Regions from separate parts of the Homo sapiens genome. Here region 2 is linked to region 1. Evidence: chromatin contacts called from ENCODE Hi-C or POLR2A ChIA-PET data. All regions are on one chromosome and are shown on one strand. The core of a region is the stretch at or near the end of the contact, and the rest is flanking DNA. Distances in the headings are between cores, read along the strand shown.

Evidence for each region. A loop is a pair of places that touch in the nucleus more often than their neighbours do. ChIA-PET counts read pairs that join two places held with the same protein, here RNA polymerase II (POLR2A). Pooled maps may share reads with other maps.
Region 2: a loop to region 1 is called in a pooled map, with 2.6 times the contacts of the local background. The contact joins two enhancer-like sites. A Hi-C loop is called at or near these places in 6 of 37 single-sample maps with no recorded cell type and 9 of 50 pooled maps. POLR2A ChIA-PET finds 5 or more read pairs at or near these places in 2 of 52 experiments (activated CD4-positive, alpha-beta T cell and naive thymus-derived CD4-positive, alpha-beta T cell).

The regions. Positions count from the first base shown.
Region 1 is chr1:101,177,112-101,183,851 of GRCh38, reverse strand. No RefSeq gene overlaps it. Among named protein-coding and RNA genes, the nearest start is that of S1PR1-DT, 56 kb to the left of the region's middle. Within about 2 kb of position 4,556, at least 5 of the 41 ENCODE cell types and tissues checked have a DNase peak (open chromatin) inside an H3K27ac peak, as active enhancers do.
Region 2 is chr1:101,064,375-101,071,234 of GRCh38, reverse strand. All of the region lies in intron 1 of DPH5-DT (DPH5 divergent transcript), which reads right to left. Among named protein-coding and RNA genes, the nearest start is that of DPH5-DT, 42 kb to the right of the region's middle. Within about 2 kb of position 5,459, at least 2 of the 41 ENCODE cell types and tissues checked have a DNase peak (open chromatin) inside an H3K27ac peak, as active enhancers do.

The DNA of each region.
Region 1 (6,740 bases), core at 3,307-5,806:
TTGTTAATGATGGGTTCACAAATGTGTGTGCGTATGTTATATATTGTACACTTTATGTATATGTAGTTATAGTATGCCAATTGTATTGCAACAAAGCTTTAAAAAAATCTAATCTTGACTGCCAAGTTATTCCTGTCCAAATGAACTGTGCTAATATAACTACTATATATCACACATATCTGTGAATTAAGGTGAAGAATAAAAATAAGAAAGCAAAACCAGAGGCAGGAGGACAGGTCTTTCTTTTGATGTTGTATCTGGAGGTCATGTCTCTAGTGACTTATCACCTTAAGCTTTTCCAGCAACACCGAACAGTCTGCTTTCATCACCATAGAAGAGATAGCTTGCCAAGTCCACACGTAACACTATTTCCTATGGTCTCTCAAGAAGCTAATGCTGGATGATACCCTACACGAATGTACTGCATAAACCATGGAGCAGATTTAGTAGCTTTTACTGATAAAGTGAAAGGGAATGAAAAGCAATGATTCATGGACAGGAAAGACAGTTTGTTATTTTTATTTTACCATTAATATCTAGAAGAAGGAAAATGATTTCTGAAAGAACCCCATCACTACAGCCAAAGTGATATTTCTTCTTTCTTCTTTTCTTTCCTTCCCTCTCCCTTCCCTCCCTTCTTTCCCCTTCCCATCCTCTTTCTTTCTTTCTTCTTTCTCTTCTTTTCTTTTCTTTTCCCTCCCTCCCTCCTTTCTTTCTTTCTTTTTTTCTTTCTTTTTCTCTTTCCCTTCCTCCCTCCCTCCTTCCTTCCTTCCTTTCTTTCTCTTTCTTTCTCCCTCCCTCCCCTCCTTCCATCCCTCCCTCTCCCTCCCTCCCTCCCTTCTTTCTTTCTTTCTTTCACAAGGTCTTCCACAAGAAAGAAAGAAAGAAAGAAAGAAAGAATTAGTTCATTCTCACATTTCTATAAAGAACTGCTTGATACTGAGAAGTTTATAAAGAAAAGAGGTGTAATTGACTTGCAGTTGCATGTGGCTGGGGACACCTCTGGAACACTCTGTTGCCCAGGCTAAAGTGCAGTTGCACAAACATGGCTTACTGCAGCCTCAACCTTCCAGGGTTGACCTCCAGATACAACATCAAAAGAAAGACCTGTCCTCCTGCCAATCATACATCTCTGGTTTTGCTTTCTTATTTTTATTCTTCACCTTAATTCACAGATATGTGTGATATATAGTAGTTATATTAGCACAGTTCATTTGGACAGGGTTCAGGTGATTCTCCCACCTCAACTTCCCAAGTACTTGGGAATACAGGCATGTGCCACCACCCAGCTAATTTTTAGATTTTTTTGTAGAGGGGTTTTGCCATGTTGCCCAGGCTGGTCTCGAACTCCTGGGCTTAAGAGATCTGCTTGCCTCAACCTCCCAAACTGCTGAGACTACAAGTGTGAGCCACCGCACTGGCCCCAAAGTGATATTTCAAAACTGCAAATCTGATTATGTCATTCCTGCTTAAAATTCAACAATGGCTTCCTACTAGCCACTGTTTTTAGGGAAATCCTCAACATGGTTTACCAGATACTTCATGACTTGACCCACGTCTTCGTTTTTGGCCTGGGTTCATCTCACTATTTCCCACACAGTCTACAGCCATTCTGAATGCTTCTTAGCATCTTACTCATCAAGGCTTTTCATGCCGTAATGCACATTGAGTTCTCCAGGAAGCACACTCTAAGGCAGAGTTTAGAGTTCAGGATGTTTATTAGAGAGTGCTCTTGAGTCAACACCCAGGGAAGGGAGGAGGCGGAAGCAGAATTGGGAAGAGGGAGAAATCAAGCTGAGACGCAAGTCTGACAGCCTTAGCCAACAGCACACAGTGCTCTGTAACTGAAGTGGCTCATCAGAAGTGGCACACAAATGGGTGGAAGGGTGTGATCTTGGGTGAGGTGTCTCCCTGTAGCTGAGGCAATGCCTGAAAGGGCTGGCACTGCTAGCTCCAGGGGCATCAAGTCCTTCCTTAAAAGGGGATCTGAGCTTGGCATTTGTATATCACCTCAGCTTGGTATTTACCATGCATGAAACTCTCCAGTTCACTTAGGTCATTTTAACTCATCCTTCAGATCTCAATACAATCCTCATTTCTTCAGAGAGGGCTTCCCAAATTCCCAAACTCCGTTGGCACTTCCTTGTAACAATAACTCCATGAGGTATGGATCACTTCTGTAATATTCACTCTGTATCTTCAATGCCTACCACAGTGCGGACAGATATAGGTACTCTATTAATACTAACTGAATAAATGAACAAATCTGAGGATTAAGGAGCACTGCAAAGAGCAAAGACCCTTCCCAACACATCTAATTTGGCATATTCTAAGATTTTGTGGCAGTATGATGTTGAGGAAAGGACTTCAGGCCCCATCATCAGTCAGTGCCCAGTTAGTCAATCCCAGCTCAATCACATTTCAGCTGTGTGAGCATGGATACATTAATTAAACTCTCTAAGTTCTAATATTTAAAGTCAATAATGACAATGGCAATGTTAGTAGTAGTAAGAGTATCTTTCCTATAGGCTGTCCGGAGGGTTCAATGAAATAGTCTATATAAAGGATTTATCATAGAGCCTGGAATATAGTGAGGCATCAGTAAGTTACTAGATATAGATCCTATTAATATTTGACCTTTTGCTGGTATTTAAGTTCTTTAAATTTAAGGTAAATTTAAGTACTAAAATTTAAGGTATTTAAGTTCTTAAAATACCTTTAAAAAGAGAAGAATGTTAGAAAAAGACTTTTTTATATTTGCTCTTAAAAATGCATCAAAATAGTAATCTTAGAAAAAATTAGAAACTTGTTGGATTTCCCTACACTTACTTTACAGTTTAGAATTTATTTTTATTTTGCATTATATATGGGAGATGGAAGACAGTGTTATCTTCTCTTTACTTATGATCTTCTAAATTTTTTATTTATTTGTTTGTGTAGATATGTATGTATGTATGTGTGTATTTATTTATTTATTTTGAGACAGAGTCGTGCCCTGTCACCCAGGCTGGAGAGCAGTGGTGGGATCTCGGCTCACTGCAACCTCCACCTACAAGGCTTAAGTGATTCTTGCACCTCAGTCTCCTGAGTGGCAGGATTACAGGCACATACCACAAGGCCTGGCTAATTTTTTGTAGTTTTAGTAGAGACAGGGCATCACCATATTGGCCAGGCTGGTTTCGAACTCCTTGCCTCAAGAGATTCACCCACCTTGGCCTCCCAAAGTGTTGGGATTACAGGCGTGAGCCACCGCACCCAGCCTGATCTTCTAATGATTTCTTTATATACTTATTTATTTTATTTGTTATATATTTTTTTGAGACAGGGTCTCGCTCTGTCACTGAGGCTGGAGGGCAGTGATGTGATCATGGCTCACTGCAGTCTCGACCTTCTGGGTTCAAGCAATCCTCCTGCCCTAGCCTCCCAAGTAGCAGGACAACAGGTGTGAACCACTACGCCTGGCTAGTTTTTTAATTTTTTTGTAGAGGCAGGGTCTCACTTTGTTGCCCAGGCTAGTTTCAAACTCCTGGGCTCAAGTGATCCTCCCAAAGTGCTGGGATTACAGGTGTGAGCCACTGCACTTGGCTTTCTAATGTTTTAAATAAGGTCTGCTTCTGAACTCTCCACTCATACCACCTAGAAGTGTACAACTTGGCAATACTGATCTACGTGTAACTTACAAATAGTGGGGTGATGCTTTCGCCTATGTATGAAATGCCTTTTCCTACATTAGGAAATTTCTACTTCAGTATGAACTGGCTAATTGGCTCAAAAGTCACCTCCTGAACAAAACCTTCTCTTACTTCTTCCATGCTACTCCTGAATTCCCATTTTTACTATGACACCATTTACATGCCCAGGCTGTTGTTCTAACCCCGTTGCATTATATTTCCCCATTAGACTGTAAGCTTCTTGAGCAGTTTTTCACCTTTTGTATCTTGCACATTTGGCCACTCGATAAATGTTTGTTGAGTTGATTTGAATTAGAAGAAAATCACCAGATCTCTTCAGAAAGACACAAATAATGACTGGTTTAGGTAATCTAATGGTCTCAAAGAACACAGTACAAAATTGAATAAGTTGGAAGCCAAATATTTATTATTTGCTACTCTTTCATTTTTAATTGAAATATAACACTCACACAGAAAAGTGCCCCAAATTAGTGTATTACTCAATGAATCATCCCAAAATGCATAATTGATCATTAACAAAGTCAAGAAATAGAACATTGTCAGAAGCTCCTCCCATGTACATTTAAGCATCAATTTTTGTAGAGTATTTTCCTTTACACCAGAGACCTTATCTGAGCCTTTCAAAGTTATTCATTTCAAAGTATTCATTTCAAAGAAATGAATACTTGTCCACCCGGCTTTCATTATGGTCTATCGTGGTAGTTGATTGCCAGCCACTGTCACTGACGTGTATTTTCAAATCTTGTCATCTTTGTGAAGAAATATAGACATTTGGCACTCCACTTCTATGTCTTTATGACTCTTGTTTCCACGGGGCCCTACTTCTTCCTTTGTCTCCTTTTATTGTGTGTTCTTTAACCCCACACTCTTCCTCAATGAAACACTTTACCCACTTCCTGTCAACCATCTGACCTCGCTTCTCCTTATAACTCCTCCACTATTGAAAGCTTTTGAAAAACTCCAAAAGGAATTGAATTTTTGATGAGGACTTAAAATAAGATACAAATGTGATTTCTTCATTTGTTCAGACTGCAAAAGTTAAGGGAAATTAAAATATGAAGACGGGTCTATAACAGAGTAGAAAAGATGACAAATTTAGAGAAAATGATTTACTTTTCTGCGTGACAGGCAGAAGAATATAAAGAAACTGAAACCACTGGCAACCTCAAAAGGGTTAATTTTAAGAGTTGTACTCAGGAGACTTATGTCACAGTGATGGAAACAATGCTGCTACAGAAAGCTTCAAAGGTGCAAGTAACTGAAAATGCTATTTATTAGTCAGTTTAGAAGGAAGAAAATTAATAATCACAAGAACTGACTACTTCTCTGGAAATGTCTCATTTCTTTCTATGTCACTGTAAGTTAGCTTTCTCTTTTTTATTATTCTTAACGGTTCTTTCCATTTCTTGTCAGTGTCATGTCATTTGAAGAACTGATATTTGCTGAGATTTGTGAGTATAAGCCATTGCATGCAGGGAGTAAAAGTCTTCTCTTAAATCTTAATGAGGGCTGGGCACAGTGATTCATACATATAATACCAGCACTTTGGAGGCCAAGTGCTCCCAAAGCACTTGGCAGGAGGATCACTAGAGTCCAGGAGTTTGAGGCCGGCCTGGGCAACATAGGGAGAGCCTGTCTGTACCAAAATAATAAAAAACATTAGCTGGGTGTGGTGATGCACCTGTGGTCCTAGCTACTCAGGAGGCTGAGGAGCTACTCAGGAGGCTGAGACAGGTGATGCACCTGTGGTCCTAGCTACTCAGGGAGGATCACTTGACCCCAAGAGGTCAAGGCTGCAGTGAGCCTTGAAAAGATTAGGATCTTTCCATGGCACTCCAGCCTAGGGGAACAGAGTGAGGCCATCTAAAAAAAAAAAAATCCAAAAAAAAAAACCTTAGGCCAGGAGTGGTGGCTCACGCCTGTAATCCCAGCACTTTGGGAGGCCGAGGCAGGAGGATCACGAGGTCAGGAGATCGAGGCCATCCTGGCCAACGTGGTGAAACCCCATCTGTACTAAAACTACAAAAAATTAGCTGGGCATGGTGGCACATGCCTGTAGTCCCAGCCACTCGGGAGGCTGAAGCAGGAGAATCACTTGAACCCGAGAAGCGGAGGTTGCAGTGAGCTGAGATCGCACCACTGCATTCCAGCCTGGCGACAGAGGGAGACTCCGTCACAAACAAACAAACAAATCTTAATGAGATGCCTCTAATTATATTTTGAACTTAAAAAAATGTCCTGGTATATACGCTTCAGCTATTATATATAATGGCAATGCCCAACCTTTTTGGCACCAGGGACTGGTTTTGTAGAAGACAATTTTTCCACAGAGTGGGTTGGGGGAATGGTTTCAGGATGAAACCGTTCCACCTCAGATGATCAGGCATTAGATTCTCATAAGGAGAGCACAAACTAGATCTCTCGCATGCGCAGTTCACAATAGAGTTCCTGCTGCTATGAAAATCTAATGTCGCCCCTGATCTGACAGGAGGCAGAGCTCAGGCAATAATGCTGTCTCTCCCACCACTCACCTCCCACTGTGCTGCATGGTTCCTAACAGGCACTGACTGGTACCCATCTGTGGCCTGGGGGTTGGAGACCCCTGCTCGAGACTGTATTAATAAAAAGCCATTAAAAACCACATGACAAAAAGAGGAGATCTTTTCAGAAAGATTAAATTTTCCCATTTCTGTTTTAATATTTAGGGGAAAGATTTAAATCAGAAAGATCTTATGCACAAATAACCAGTAATGTTATTAAGACTAAGCTACATCATAAAAAAGTCCATAATACTATGCAGCCATAAAAAGCAACAAGATCATGTTGTTTGCAGGGACATGGATGGAGCTGGAAGCTGTTATTCTCAGCAAACTAATGCAGGAACAGAAAACCAAACATCGCATGTTCTCACTTATAAGTGGGAGCTGAAGGATGGGAACACATGGATATATGGTGCGGGGGAACAATACACGCAGGGGCCTGTGTTGGGGTAAAGGTTGGGGGAGAGCATCAGGGAAGAATAGCTAATGGGTGACAGACTTAATACCT
Region 2 (6,860 bases), core at 4,210-6,709, 110 kb after region 1:
ATTGTACATGCATATCTATCATATACTACTCTGAGAAAGTTAGAGAAGTTCCTGCCCTGTGGGGGTTTTTGTGTGTATTGTAGGGAATGAAGGAGAGTTAAAAAAAAAAAAAGGCCATATTCTCTCCCTCTCAAATGTCTTAATCAAAAATATTATAACCGGGCACAGTGGCAAGCGCCTGTAGTCCCAGCTACTTGGGAGGCTGAGGCTGGAGGATCGTTTGAGCCCAGGAGTTCAAGGCCAGCCTGGGCATCAGAGTGAGACCCTGTCTCTAAAATATTATATATACATCATATAGTCATATATATATATATATATAACTGTAACTTGACAATATCATAGATCTGACCAGACCAAATGATAAATATATACCTCAGAATATGGAGTGGGTGAGTAAACATAAAATATCACTTTCACAGTTCTTTTAACACAAATGATTTATAAATTTATTGATTCTAAGATGACAAAAAAAGTGTCCCTTAGATAAGCTCTGGTCACCTAGGGTCAGTTTCCAACAACAGATTCCTTCTCAGTATACTACCCAATGGTGAGAAGACCCCAAAGTGGACAGCCGGAGAGCTGCAACACATGCAAAACACTTGCAACCCTTCTTGTTTTCTTATTTTTCCTGTTTTCATTGGCAGAATTTTTTCCTTGCTCAAAGCAGAGCTGCAAATGAAAGCAGCTGCCCAAAGTGGAGGAAGTTCAAAGACCAGAGAAGAAAGAGAAAGGAGGTGGGGGTCAAATGAGGAAAACAACGGAAGACAACATGAAGACTATTGGCAACTCTGTCTTGTATGAAAGTCTAAAGCAGAAAACACACTTGTGGACAGATGGACTGATGGCAGCTTTCGGCAAAGCGATGTACCAATAGGCTTTCAAGTGACTTAACAACTGAGTGTTATATTTTTAAACAGACTTGAAAACTTATAACAATCCCAAAGCAAGAAATATTTCTAAATATTTTCCTCTGAACTTTTCTGATGGTCACTTTTTTTGGTTCCTGTCATATATTCATTCATGTTTCTGAATCATGCTACAGATGAAAATCTATTTAAAGTTATTGCATGAGTTTCCTTGGCTTTCACTACTTAAAGATTATCAGGAAAATACAGGTGTAGTTATTTTGGAATCTGGCTTCAATAGGTACATTTAGAAGAATTTGTATATATTTAGCATTTATTTTTTAACTACAAGGTTTAGTGCTTCATTAGATATTAAAATTTAATCTTGAAATTCTTATAAAAGGATTATAGTTAAAATATTCATTGCAATTAATTATTTTATTTTTATGCAGAAATTAAAGAAGTAAAATAAATACAACTTATGGGACATTTCAGAATACATTTTTAAAATGTTTTAAAAATATATAAATACCCTACTGTATTTTAGGATTTTTAGAAATATTTTATGCAAAATTAATTTACTTATATTTTAATGCTAACATATAAATTCTAGAATGTTGCAATTCCAAAACTGAAAAATTCACCGGAGTGCACAGATTCTGGAAGACAACTTGTTTGAATATATTTTTGCAAGTTCAAGTATCTAAACTTTTAGACAAAAACTTTTCTATTGCCCTAGCTTCTTTAAAAAATATATTTACAAGCGAGAATAACTGCAAAATGGGACCTAAAAATGTTTGCTCTATGTAGAAATTTCATAAACGTTAACTGTAGAGCGGTAAACACTTTTTACAGACTGACCGCTAACTCCAGAAGCCTTTTCTTTCAGTCAACACTTTCCCACCGTGAGAACCATTTCTCATTAACAACTAAATTGTTTTCCAATGCTGTGCTATAAGGGGTTTCCTTAGAAACCATTTGGTAAAAGACTGTGGCTTTCTTCCACAGAAATCTCAAGCAGTGAAAAGGCAGATTTTCTGGCATAAATCAAACCCAATTTCTAGGGTTCACTAAACCCTTTCTCCTCAAAATAATGTTTTGTGACTTGATCTTAGCAGTTAATAGAACACGCAGGAGAGCTGGTGTGAACCAGTTTTAAATGAATTTTATTCCATCCCTTTTGTCATTCAATTGAAATCACTTTGAGGGCTTGTTATACCTTGATAAAGGTTTAACTGCACAACTAATGGACAAGATAATACTCTTTACTATGTGGCAAAATGTATAATTTTTTTCCCACCAAATGTGCTCTGTGAATTAATCTTTGTATTATTAGGACAATGTTATCTGTTCTGATTTCAGAGTTGTTCTTGCTTATAAATATACTATTTAAAATAAGTTGTGGCAACACAAGTTTCTGTGCTAAAAACATAAATATTTCATCTGGCTAATATATATATACATCTACCAATAGCATTGTAGAAAATTTCTAGATGCAAGTAGATTCATACGAAATACACAAAAAGAAGCATGTGTACCAACAATTATGTCTCTAGTGTATATGTGACAGAGTACTTTAAATGAAAATCCAAAATTATTACTGGAATGGAATAATACATTTCCACATCTCTGTGCCTTCTGTATACATTGTTCCCTTTACAAGCAATGTGCTCCTGCCTCCTAAATTTTACTCCTGCCTTAGACATTGTTCAATCATCCCCTCATTCACTCATCCATTTATTCATTCCATACATTTTTACTGGGCACTGATTATTTGCTGGATTCTATGCTAGATGCTGGAGTGAACAAGATAATGCCCTTTCCCCATTTTCCCGTGGAGCTAATGGTCAAAAGTGATTCCTTCCCCCTTCTCTGACTTCCTCGGACAAAGATAATCATTTCATTCTTGGTCCTACCATCATTCATCCATTAAACAAGTATCTAATGAGCAACTACTATATAGTAGGCACTTGCCATATCATCTTGCAATTATTTATTTACGAATCTGTTTTGAGGAAAAAGCCTTTCTATATCTTTGTATTTTGAGGACCTAATACAATTCTGGAATATAATAAATGCAAAGTAAATGTTTATTGAATAAATAATTGAAGTAAATGAAACTATTCTAGCTAATAGACTAGATTTTCTCTTATTTGAAAATTATCAATAATATACCATAAGTTTACAAAAATATCAGCTCTGCTTCACTAAAAACTTGCACTGAACATTTTAGAGATGTGAAAGATGGAAAACCTGAGAAATAGTCAAGCTGTTCTAAGACTTTTTGACAACTAGAGCTTCTGCCATATTACCAGGCAAGTCTTTTCCAAGATTGAATTAATATGCTTATAGGATGATCCATCTAAGTTTGAAAAATAATTTAAAGTAGAAATTAGTCTTCATAACCCATTTATGCCTGAGGTTGCAATTTTTTGAATTTTTGCATAAAATTCATATATGTAACCTGCAAAAATTTAAGGAACAAGAATTTGAAGAGAAAAAGTTTTTATTGTGTTTCACATAATGTTATGTGGCAATCAAAAAATGGAACACCGGGCATAAATGGCTTGGTTAAGGCCAGTATTGTGACAATTTGGTTTGAGGGCATTTTAGTTAAGAAATGCAATCCTCACCTACAGAATGGGAGAACATTTTTGCAATCTATCCATCTGACAAACATCTAATATCCAGAGTTTACAAGCATCTTAAACAAATTTACAAGAAAAAACAATCCCGTTAAAAAGTGGGCAAAGGACATGAACAGACACTTCTCAAAAGAAGATATTCATGTGGCCAATGAACATATGAAAAACAGCTTAACATCACTGATCATTAGAGAAATGCAAATCAAAACCACAATGAGATACCATCTCATGCCAGTCAGAATGGCGATTATTAAAACGTCAAGAAACAACAGATGCTGGCGAGCATGTGGAGAAATAGGAATACTTTTACACTGCTGGTGGGAGTGTAAATTAGTTCAACCGTTGTGGAAGACAGTGTGGCAACTCCTCAAAGATCTAGAAGCAGAAATACCATTAGACCCAGCAATCCCATTACTGGGTATACACCTAAAGGAATATAAATCATTCTATTATAAAGATACATGCACACATATGTTTATTGCAGCACCATTCACAATAGCAAAGACATGGAATCAACCCAAATGCCCATCAGTGACTGATAGACTAGATACAGAAAATGTAATATTCCATGTATCCACCATGGAATATTATGCAGCCATAAAAAGGAATGAGATCACCTCCTTTGCAGGACATGGATGGAAGTATAAGCCATTATACTCAGCAAACTAATGCAGGAGCAGAAAACCAAACACTGCATATTTTCACTTATAAGTGGGAGATGAACGATGAGAACACATAGAAACATTGAAGGGAACAGCACACACTGGAGCCTGTTCAGGGGGTGGAGGGAGGGAGAGCATCAGTAAAAATAGCTAATATATGCTGGGCTTAATACCTGGGCAATGGGATGATCTGTGCAGGAAACCACCATAGCACATATTTACCTATGTAACAAACCTGCACATCCTGTATATGTACCCCAGAGCTCAAAATAAAAATTGAAGAAAAAAAATGCAACTTTCTACTTCTAAAGGCATCTCCCTGGGACTGAATGCCCAAAATATCTTCTGTAGACTGTAAACCTGACAAGATCTGCCATCCTACCCCCACCTCTCTAATCTCATTTCCTGCCACTCTCTCCCTTCTCATCCTGCTCCTACCAAACTAACCTCCTTGCTATTCCTTGAATATGCCCAGCAATTCTGCCTCAGGATATTGGCACTTGCTGTTACCTCATCTGCTCTTCCTCAGATACCTTCAAGGCTCACTCCCTCACTCCTTCAATTCCTTCAGGTCTCTGCTCAAATCACCTTTTCAGAGAGGCCTTCCTTGACACCATATCTCAAGCAGCATACCTGCCCCATCCACTGTGGATCACTCCCTAACCTTCTCAGGCTGCTTTAATTTTTCATAGCATGTATCACCATCTGACATACTATTTACTTTTGGGTTTTTTGTCTGTCTGCCCTATTAGAATTTAAATTCTAAAAGGCTAGAGATTTTTGTAAATTCTACTAGCCATTTTGTAAACTCTACAGGGCTAATATTTTGACAATATTCCTAGTGATTAGAAATGTTTCTTAAACATAGAAAGTACCCCATAAATATTTATTGAGTGAATGAATTTGATCAATTTATCTGTAACTGTATACTCAGTATGAATTGTCTCTATTGTGGTATATTAACAGCTAAGGACTAATATGGTAATAGAAACCCCCTGAACTTATACATTCAGAATTTACTTTTTTGAATATCTGATATGCCCTTTGTTACTGACTTAGAAGCCCAAATTTACTTAGTAAAACTGTAGTTTTGTCTCCCCAAATCATCTTGCCTCAAAATCATTGCATTAGAAAAGGCAGTTCTGTGAACACCAACAGATTTAAACATTTAAAAGCCTATATGAAACATATAGCCTATATGTGAACATTTAAAAGCCTATATGAAAATGGGGATGGTAGAGGGGACATGATCCTTCCCATAGATAGTTTTATTCTAGTGGAGAGCCTCAAAGTGAAAGTACTGTTTCCTCTGTAGAGAAATTCTTGTGAGAAAGTCTTAAGCATAGCTAATTAGTTCTGAGTGGAAAAAAAGCGCTCTAAGTTAGGAAACTCATTTCATTGACTATTTAAGGGAACTTTTTATAAAATCAGTTATGGAAATAAATCTGTGGTTGTAATATGTTTATTTTATTTTATTTAAATAAATAAAATTTATTTAAACATTTTGTAATATGTTTATTGATGTTTAGTTAAAGTCATCAAATGCAAGACCAATTATAAAGTTGTGAAGAAAAAGAATATCAAAAGTTTCTAAAACATTTTAATTTAAAAATATCAATTGCACAAATGTTCTAAATAAATGCTTCTACTATCCTTTTTTTTTTTTTTAAACAAAGACAGGGTCTCACTATGTTGTACAAGTTGGTATTGAACTCCTGGGGTCAAGTGAGCCTCCCACCTCACCCTCCCAAAGTGCTGGGATTACAGGCATGAGCCACTGCACCCGGCCCACTCATCTTTCTTTCCCTATTTCTGACAATTATTTGATGCATCTCAGACTTGCCTGTGAAATATTGATATATTAAGTTAGAAATAACCAATCACCTGCTTTGGATTTATATCAGGTATTCTCTTATACTAGATTATCATAGAAACGTAATAAAAGGAACCAAGGGCTTACTTAAATTTATGATAAAAATAAATTTGAGAATAATTTATTAATTAATCCATTTTCCTAGTTAAGTTGCTCTTCCTTGCTATATCCAGTTATTATCTTAGTTCTACAATCTGATTTTTCCAAAATTTGTTCATAGCATTTAACTTTCTCCCTCATATTCATGTACACACACGTGCATGCCCATCTGCACATGTGTACACACACAGAAAAGGGATCCTGGTCAAACCCACTTACCAGCTTTATCTATGACATCATATAAACCTTTCACCCCAGCCATCTGGCTGCCGTTCCAAGTCCTTAATTTTTTTTGAGCACCAAGAAGTTTTAATTTGCAACCTGCTATTGCTTTTAGTTTTAAACTGGCTTGGCATTCTCAGTACTAACTAATACATTTTGGGAATCAGCTGTCATATGAATGTCTTTTGACCTTCAAAATATTAAGAAGGTAGCTGGGTGCAGTGATGTGCGCCTGTAGTCCTAGCTACTCAGGGGGTTGAAGTGGGAGGATAACTTGAACTCAGGAGTTCAAGGCTGGCCTGGGCAACATAATGAGACCCCATCCCACCTCCCCGTCCCCACCAAAAAATTGAGAAGACTGCCAAACTTGGATTAGGTTAAGCAGCAGATATGTCGACACTTCAGAAACAAGGGCTAGAGGCCCGAAGCAGGCTAGTGTTAGGATGACTAACTCATCCTGTTTCACCTGGGATTCTCCCAGTTTTAGCACTGAAATTCCCAAGTTCCAGGAATC